2 separate regions of the Homo sapiens genome follow, and region 2 is linked to region 1. The links are chromatin contacts, found by Hi-C or POLR2A ChIA-PET in ENCODE. All regions are on one chromosome and are shown on one strand. Each heading gives the region's core, a stretch centred on a gene start or an enhancer-like site at or near the end of the contact. The rest is flanking DNA. Distances are from core to core; before and after follow the strand shown. Region 1 holds the start of ZNF655 (zinc finger protein 655). Region 2 holds the start of SRRT (serrate, RNA effector molecule).

Region 1 (3,791 bases), core at 1,286-3,785:
TGGGCCCCACCAAAACTTCATCCATTTGATAAGTGCCCATATCTTCAGGTTTCTGTACTGCCTTAGTAAGAAGTCTTACTAGGATATTTATGACCCTTGTCACTTGCTGCTCACTGGGTACTACTAGCATTTGTCATCAATATATGGACCATCATGATGGTTGGGTAAAGTTCCTGCGGACTACACTGTGACAGAGAACAGGTCTCAGGATCCCACCCTCTCCCTGTATGAGCCACGACTTTGACTCAGGGGACCTGCCGAGTCTGCACAATTGGTCTCCTTTACATTACTGTCACTGTTACAAACAGATCCTCGGCCTAATTTTCAGCTTAGCTAGATGCAGAATTACCTTAGTAATTTATAAAAAATCAGCTATTGTATGTATCTAGATCTATTTCTGGACTTTTTTTTCTTTAAGAAATTCAACCTCATATTTCTGGACTTTCTGTTCTGCTCTGTTGATCTATTTGTCTCTATGCTGATACCATACCATCCTGATTACTGTACCTTTAGGAAAAAAATCTTAAAAAAATACAAGTATTCCAATTTTATTCTTTTTCAAAATTGTTTTGGCAATCCTAAATCCTTAGCATTTCTATATAAACTTTAGAATCAGTTTGTTAATTTGCACTAAAAAAAACAAAACAGGCTCGGTGCAGTGGCTCACGCCTGTAATCCCAGCACTTTGGGAGGCCAAGACGGGCGGATCACCCGAGGTCAGGAGTTTGAGACCAGCCTGGCCAACATGGTGAAACCCCATCTCTACTAAAAATACAAAAATTAGCTAGGTGTGGTGGTGCCCACCTGTAATCCCATCTACTCTGGAGGCTGAGGCAGGGAAAATGCTTGAACCTGGGAGCTGGAGGTTGCAGTGAGCTGAGATCGCGCCACTGCACTCCAGCCTGGGCGACAGAGCAAGACTCTGTCTCAACAACAACAAAAAGACAAAAACGAAAAAAGGTAACAATTTTTTGAGTTGTTTCCACCTCTGTCATCTGGCAAACTGTTAAAAGAAAATTTTGCTCAAAAGCAAAATAGCAGCTGCTGTTTCTTAACACTTTGTTATGTTTTGATGAGTACTGGTGGGAAGTGGCCTCTTTAAGTGGGTACCTTTTGTGGTCCTCTCACTGGAGCCAATTGCCTGAGTCAGCTAAAACTTGGACGCGATGTGCCTCACTGCCATAGCTCACTCACCTTTGCTGCTGAAATGGTTTCCCATCACATTGCTAATAGGTACAACCTGTGAAGGGTTCTAGGTGGGGAAATGGCAACTCAGGAAGAACTCCAAACCTTTAGCTCTCCTAGGATATTAAAATGGCCGTTATGAAGAGGAAGAAGTACTGTGTCATCTATTGTCCTGGGGACCTGTCAACAGGAACAATAGATAGACATCACCAGGGGTGTATTTCTGTTCAACACAAGGAAAAGTTTCTAATTGGAGCTGTCCAGCATGAAATGGACTAAGCAGTGCATTTTCTTTCTCCGATCCTGACTCCACTGTGACGGGCACTGCAGACTAGAGAGATTGTGTCCTAGTATGAATTTAGGTTGGATAAATGATACTTAGGGATAAAGAGAGGAAAGGAATATCAGAATCTCCAAGAAGCTGATACATTTTGAAAAAATATATAAAATGCCACACTTCAGGTTTTCTTGTGTTTAATTTGAAACGTCCAGTAACATTAAAGAACAGCATTTGATTTGCTTAAACAAAGTAGTAACAGCTGAAGTTCCTTCCAAATCACTTTTCTGATTCTCTAAGAGGCTTGCCTATGCCTTGCAGATCTAGCTTCACCTACAAGACATATTCTGTAAGGATCCAGGTTCAGCAAGGTGTCAGAATGTCCTAAGGGTTTCTGTCCCGGCGCTCTGCCTGTCCCGCTTGTGCACAATGCTTTTGCCTATCCCTGTTTCTGCATAGATTTTAGTCTTCCCACCAGGGACGCAACTGTCAGTTTCCTCCGTCTCTCTCGGTTCTATTCCAATCTGCTCATCTCCCCTCCCGTCCCCGCTTTCCCCAAGGACCTACTGAGATTTCGATCCCACAACTTAGTGGGTCCCATCTCACCCAGGCCCCGCAATCCTCGCCTTCTACTTGTCAGCGTTGTACTACACTCTGAGCAGGCACCCCTGTGCTACTCACGGAAGCGGGACCATTAGGTCGGCCATTCCTCCTCACCCCACGACACGCACCCACTGGGTCGGGCCGCCTCCTTGCAGGGAGTCTCAAGGATGGGCTGGCGTCAGGGAGGGGCCCAGGGGGCGCTTTCCCAACACTGGTCGCAGTCATTGTTGGTATAACGGCTAGAGACGCCCAGTGAGTTAGCATGGAGGGCAGTGGGACCGGAAAAAGACGTGGAAAAGCTGCGAAAACGAGCCTTCGAATCATGGACGCGCGGGCCCAGCTCCTCCTCCGAGTTCCTCATCCGGGGCCGTCACTCACATCCGGGGCCCTCACTCACATCCGGGACCCTCATCCGGGGCTCTCACCCACATCCGGGACCCTCATGCCTGGGCGGAGGAGGGGGGGCCCTCATTCGGGACCCTGCACTCCGTCGCCGGAAGTGCCACCGAGAAGCGCCGGCCTCGGGGCTGTCTACAGCGGCCCGGGAGAGGCTGTGGTGGCCCCGAGCGCGAGTGTGTAGGTGACAGGACAGCGGCCAGGCCCGCCCCTCCCCTCGGTGAGTACCCGGAAGCCGTTTTGGGGTCGCAGCGGGGTGGCAGCTTGTTTTGCCTTCACGGGAGTAGAAGGAGGCGGCGTCCGGCCGCGGCCGACGGTAGTTCGCTTCCCCGAGAGTGCGCGGAGGCCCGGGTGCGAGGAGGGCCTGTTTCTCTTCAGCCCTGGTTCATTCACCTCGCGGACCGAGGGCCCCGCCGTCAGGAGCCGGCGACCGTGCCCTGGTGCGAGCTGGTCTGTATGTCCTCACTGGTCCTTTTGGGACTTTGCCTTGGCCTAAAAGGGAAGTGGGAGGAGGGCAGCGCCGGGCAAGGCCTTCTGAGGACCGAGCTGGGAGCCGGGCAGGGGCCCAGGGCGAGGGTGGTGGGAGGGGGACGGCACCCTCATGCGTCCTTGGGCCTGAAGGACGCCGCTCAAACCTGTTCGAACCGCAGCTCTTACCTGCGTTGCTCTCAGGATTCCGGGAAAAGGCCGGTCTAGCTGGTCTGAGTTAGCGAAGGGCCTGACCCCAAAAGTGGAGTTTTATTCGCCAAGCCCGTGTAGTAAATCGGAGTGGGCTGACGGTGTTACCAAGACATTTCCTAGGGGGCCTGCTGTTTTATTTATTTAAATGAGTTTATTTACGTAAACGCGGGCCTGTCACGGTGGTTCACGCCGTAATCCCCGCACTTTGGGAGGCCGAAGTGGGAGGATCGCTTGAGGCCAGGCGTTCGAGTCCAGCCTGGGCAACATAGCGAGACTCCCATCTCTGCTAAAACAAAATTAAAATAAAATGAGCAATCATAACTAGCATTTTTCTCTGGGCACCAACTTGAGCCTCCAAAGACGATTGTAAATTTTAAATATTTTGTTTTGTTTATTTGAGGTGGGCTGTCACGCTGTCATACAGGCTGGAATGCAGTGGCGCAGTCATAGCTCACTGCAGCCTCTACCTCCCAAGCTCAAGCGATTCTCCTGCCTTGGCCTTTGGAGTAGCTGGAACTACAGGCCTGGGCCACCTAATTTTTTTTTTTTTTTTTTTTTTTGTAGGGACGGGGTTTCACCATGTTGTCCAGGACGGTCTGGAACTCCTGAGCTTAAGGGATCCACCCGTCTGTGCCTCCCAAACTGTTGG
Region 2 (4,203 bases), core at 1,530-4,029, 1.3 Mb after region 1:
CACCCAGTCTTCTTCTTTGTATTTTAATAAAGACAGCGTCTTGCTGTGTTGCCTAGGCTGGTCTTGAACGCCTGGCCTCAAGTGATCCTCCTGCCTTGGCCTCCCAAAGTCGGGGGATTGCAGGCTAGAGCCACTGCACCTAGCCTCTCTCATTCTCTTTGACATCGTCCCTTCCCCAAGACCTAAGGCCATACCTCTGGCCTCTCTGATTCCCTCCTGTGCCCCACCTTCTCTGGGTTCCATTGTTGGTGCCCTGCAACCCCAAGGCTTGATGGCCTTCTTGGTTCTCTTCCCCTGCAGGAAGTTTGCCCCAAGATGCTCAGTGTGCGGTGGGGCCATAATGCCTGAGCCAGGTCAGGAGGAGACTGTGAGAATTGTTGCTCTGGATCGAAGTTTTCACATTGGCTGTTACAAGTGCGAGGTCAGGGGCCCCCAGCACGTGCAAGGGGCTGGCAGTGTCTAGGGTGCTGGGTAGAGCATGAGGGGGAACACAGAGGTCTGGGGTTGATGGAAACCTGTTGCTTCTTTCTTTTTTTTTTTTTTTTGAGACGGAGTCTTGCTCTGTTGCCCAGGCTGGAGTGCAGTGGCACAATCTTGGCTCACTGCAACCTCCACCTCCCGGGTTCAAGTGATTCTCCTGCCTCAGCCTCCTGAGTAGCTGGGATTACAGGTGCTGGCCACCATGCCTGGCTAATTTTTGTATTTTTAGTAGAGACAGGGTTTCACCATATTGGCCAGGCTGGTCTTGAACTCCTGACCTTGTGATCCTCCTGCCTCGGCTTCTCAAAGTGCTGGGATTACAGGCGTGAGCCATCGCGCCCGGCCAATTGTTGCTTCTTTTTCAACAGGAGTGTGGGCTGCTGCTCTCCTCTGAGGGCGAGTGTCAGGGCTGCTACCCGCTGGATGGGCACATCTTGTGCAAGGCCTGCAGCGCCTGGCGCATCCAGGAGCTCTCAGCCACCGTCACCACTGACTGCTGAGTCTTCCTAGAAGTACCTGCTGGGTTCTCAGTTCCAGTTCCCATCCTTTGATTGATCACTCTCCCTGACATCCACCTGTATGACTTTGTCACCAAATGCTGTCTTCTCTTTCTCCAATCAAGAAATAATAATCCCTCGAGTTTACAAAACACTTCCAAGTCTGTTGTCTCATCTGATTCTCCCAGTAGCCCATTACAGGCCCAGTCATTGTTACTGCCTGCATTTTTTTTCTTTTTTTTTTGAGACGGAGTCTGGCTCTGTCACCCAGGCTGGAATGCAGTGGTGCCATCTCGGCTCACTGCAACCTCTGCCTCCCAGGTTCAAGTGATTCTCTTGCCTCAGCCTCTTGAGTAGCTGGGATTACAGGCGCCCGCCACCACGTCTGGCTAATTTTGTATTTTTAGTAGAGACGGGGTTTCACCACCTTGGTCAGGGTGGTCTTGAACTCCTGACCTCAAGTGATCTGCCCGCTTCACCCAACCAAAGTGCTGGGATTACAGGCGTGAGCCACCGCCCTTGGCCACTGTCTGCATTTTTACATGTGAGGATGTCAGAGCTGAGAGGTGACTCCCCCAGATTGCATGGTTCTTAAATGGTGGAACCTGGGTCTTTTTGACTCAGGTCCAGTTTTTTTTGACAACTCTTGTAATCCGTCACTACCCTCCTCTCAGTGCTGGGAGCAAGCACGCCTCAGGGAGGAGGCAAGATTTCCTCTATGTATCTATTTTGAGACAGGGCCTCACTCTGTTCCCCAGGCTAGAGTGCAGTGGTGCAATCAAGGCTCACTGCAGCCCTGAACTCCTGGGCTCAAACAGTCCTCCTGGCTTAGCCTCCCCAGTAGCTAGGACCACAGGGGCATCCCACCAAGCCCAGTTATTATTTTTTTGTGTGTAGATGGGATCTTGCTATGTTGCCCAGGCTAGTCCTGAACTCTTGGGCTTAAGTCCTCCCTCCTCGACCTTCCCAAGTGCTGGGATCACAGGTGTGAGCCAATGTGCCTGGCCCTAAATATTCTGTAAAGGGGCCTTGCTATGTTGCCCAGGCAGGTCTCCAACTCCTGGGCTCAAGTGATTCTCCCACGTCGGCCTCCCAAAGCGCTGGGATTGCAGGCGTGAGCCATCTCAGCTGGTCTTCCTATTAAGTCTCACACTCAATTCACTGAGAGGGGCCTTGGTGTTACTCCCGGGGGTGGTAATCCATTGAATCTGGGCGGTCCATACTCTGTTTAGGGCGTTAACTTACAGCCTATTTCATCCAAATACTGAGCGGGGTTAAGACTGAGATCTGCCAATTTTACTTAAAGACGGGGCGTCTTTGTCGAGGAAAAGCAGGAACGGCGGACTTTGCATTTAGTGCGCACTGTGGCACCCAATTTTGGCTGGATATTTGGAGCAGAAAATGGTGGGATACGATGCTTTAAAATGGTTGCTTCCACCTTCCATCCCCTAAGCGCCCGCGCTTCCCAAGCCCACGCCCTGCCCGAGGAGGGGACGAAATCACCCCCGGTGAGGTCAGGAGGCCCGTGGGGGGAACATGGCTGGATGAGAACCGTCTTAGGACCCCGACACATCTGGGGTCGCGCGATCCTCGACTTCCGCTCTCCCTTCGCGCCCAGAGGGCTTGTTCGCCTCCCGAGGCCGCGCTTGGCCCAGCCGAGGTCCCGTAGTTCCTAACGCTCGAGCCGTTATCGTCTCGAAAAGCCGCGCGAGACTTGCGAGATCCCCGCCCCTTTCCCATCACGCCCTGCTCTCCCCGCCCTTCGCGCTCGGTTTGTTAGTTCCAGTTCCGGCCGCGAGGGTGGAGCTTTGTGCCTCGGAGGCGTGGGTGACGCAGGCGCAGCGCGGGCTGCGCGCGCTACTGCCCATCCCCGGTTGTCCCACTTTTGTTCGCCTCTCTTCGGCCCTCTACTCAAGAGCTCCGTCTCCGTCTCGCCCTCCTCGAAGTCCTCGTCGCGCGCCCGCGACCCAGGTCGCCCTGAAATCTAGCCCGTCCGAGCGCGAGTCCAACGGCCGCGGCCGCACCAAGGTGGGGGAGGGGAGGAGCCTGGGGGGCCCCGCTGGGGCGGGAGAGGAACCGGGGTCCACGGGGGCGGGCGCGGAGAAACTCGGGGCGAGTGGAGGTGTTGGAGCCGCGTTCTCAGGCCTAGGATGGTGGGGGCCGCGGAGGGCTGGCCTTGGCGGGAGGGAAGCGGGCGAGCTGCCCGCGAGGGACGGTCCCTTCCTCCGCTCGTCCTTTTGCACCACTCCTACCGCCTCTCCCCGGTCCCCAGGCCCCCTCAGACCGTGCCATGGGTGACAGTGATGACGAGTACGATCGAAGGCGCAGGGACAAGTTCAGAAGAGAGCGCAGCGACTACGACCGTTCCCGCGAGAGAGATGAAAGACGTCGAGGGGACGATTGGAATGACAGGTGAGCCGTTTTTAACTTCATCTTGTCCCCGTTTCATGCCGTTTCACTCCACCCGCGTCGCTTTTCTTTCTCCCCCTTGTAATTTTTATGAGGGCGAATCCTATGAAATGGCTCATTGGACCGTTTTCTGTGGTTCAGCCTATTTGCTGTTGGCCAAATAACTAGCTGTGGCTTGGTTTTTGAAATTCTCTGCAGATCAGAGCTATAGAGCTAAGAGTTTGAGTATGAAGAAGCACTGTTTATACATGCACGAAAAGCGTGCTTTTTTGCTTTTTTTTGTTTTGTTATTGAGATGGGGTCTTGTTCTGCTGCCCTGGCTGGAGTGCATTGATGCAGTCGTAGCAGCCTCCACCTCCCGGGCTCAACCGAGCCTCCCGCCTCAGCCTCTTGAGAAGCTGGGACTCCAGGGGGAGGCCATCACGCCCGCCTAACTTTTAAAAATTATTATTGTTATTTCGAGACAGAGTCTTGCCCTGTCGCCCAGGCTGGAGTGCAATGGCGCAATCTTGGCTCACTGCAACCTTCGCCTCTGGGGTTCAAGTAATTCTCCTGCCTCAGCCTCCCGAGTAGCTGGGATTACAGGCACCTGCCACCACGCCCGTCTAATTTTTGTATTTTTAGTAGAGACGGGGTTTCACCATGTTGGCTAGGCTGGTTTGGAACTCTCGACTTTAGGTAATCCACCCAGCTCGACCTCCCAAAGTGCTGGGATTACAGGCATGAGCCAGTGCTTGGTCTAAAATTATTTTTTGTAGAGACAGCGTCTTGCTCTGTTGCCCAGGTTGTAAATTATATTTTAGGAGGATTGCTTCAG

What was found. A loop is a pair of places that touch in the nucleus more often than their neighbours do. ChIA-PET counts read pairs that join two places held with the same protein, here RNA polymerase II (POLR2A). Pooled maps may share reads with other maps.
Region 2: a loop to region 1 is called in a map of gastrocnemius medialis, with 6 times the contacts of the local background. The contact joins the promoter of SRRT here to the promoter of ZNF655 in region 1. A Hi-C loop is called at or near these places in 1 of 168 maps with a recorded cell type or tissue (gastrocnemius medialis), 1 of 37 single-sample maps with no recorded cell type and 9 of 50 pooled maps. POLR2A ChIA-PET finds 5 or more read pairs at or near these places in 1 of 52 experiments (GM12878).

Annotation. Positions count from the first base shown.
Region 1 is chr7:99,556,107-99,559,897 of GRCh38, forward strand. It overlaps ZNF655 (zinc finger protein 655), which reads left to right and starts at 2,536. Exons shown (of 3, transcript NM_138494.3): 1 at 2,536-2,681. It also overlaps a transcript of FAM200A not described here. RefSeq lists enhancers at 2,181-2,310, 2,341-2,610.
Region 2 is chr7:100,872,324-100,876,526 of GRCh38, forward strand. It overlaps SRRT (serrate, RNA effector molecule), which reads left to right and starts at 2,780. Exons shown (of 20, transcript NM_015908.6): 1 at 2,780-3,005; 2 at 3,250-3,389. The coding sequence starts at 3,268. It overlaps TRIP6 (thyroid hormone receptor interactor 6), which reads left to right. Exons shown (of 9, transcript NM_003302.3): 8 at 301-421; 9 at 849-1,131. The coding sequence ends at 980. RefSeq lists enhancers at 1,665-2,329, 2,330-2,995, 2,572-2,621, 2,832-2,891 and a silencer at 3,032-3,261.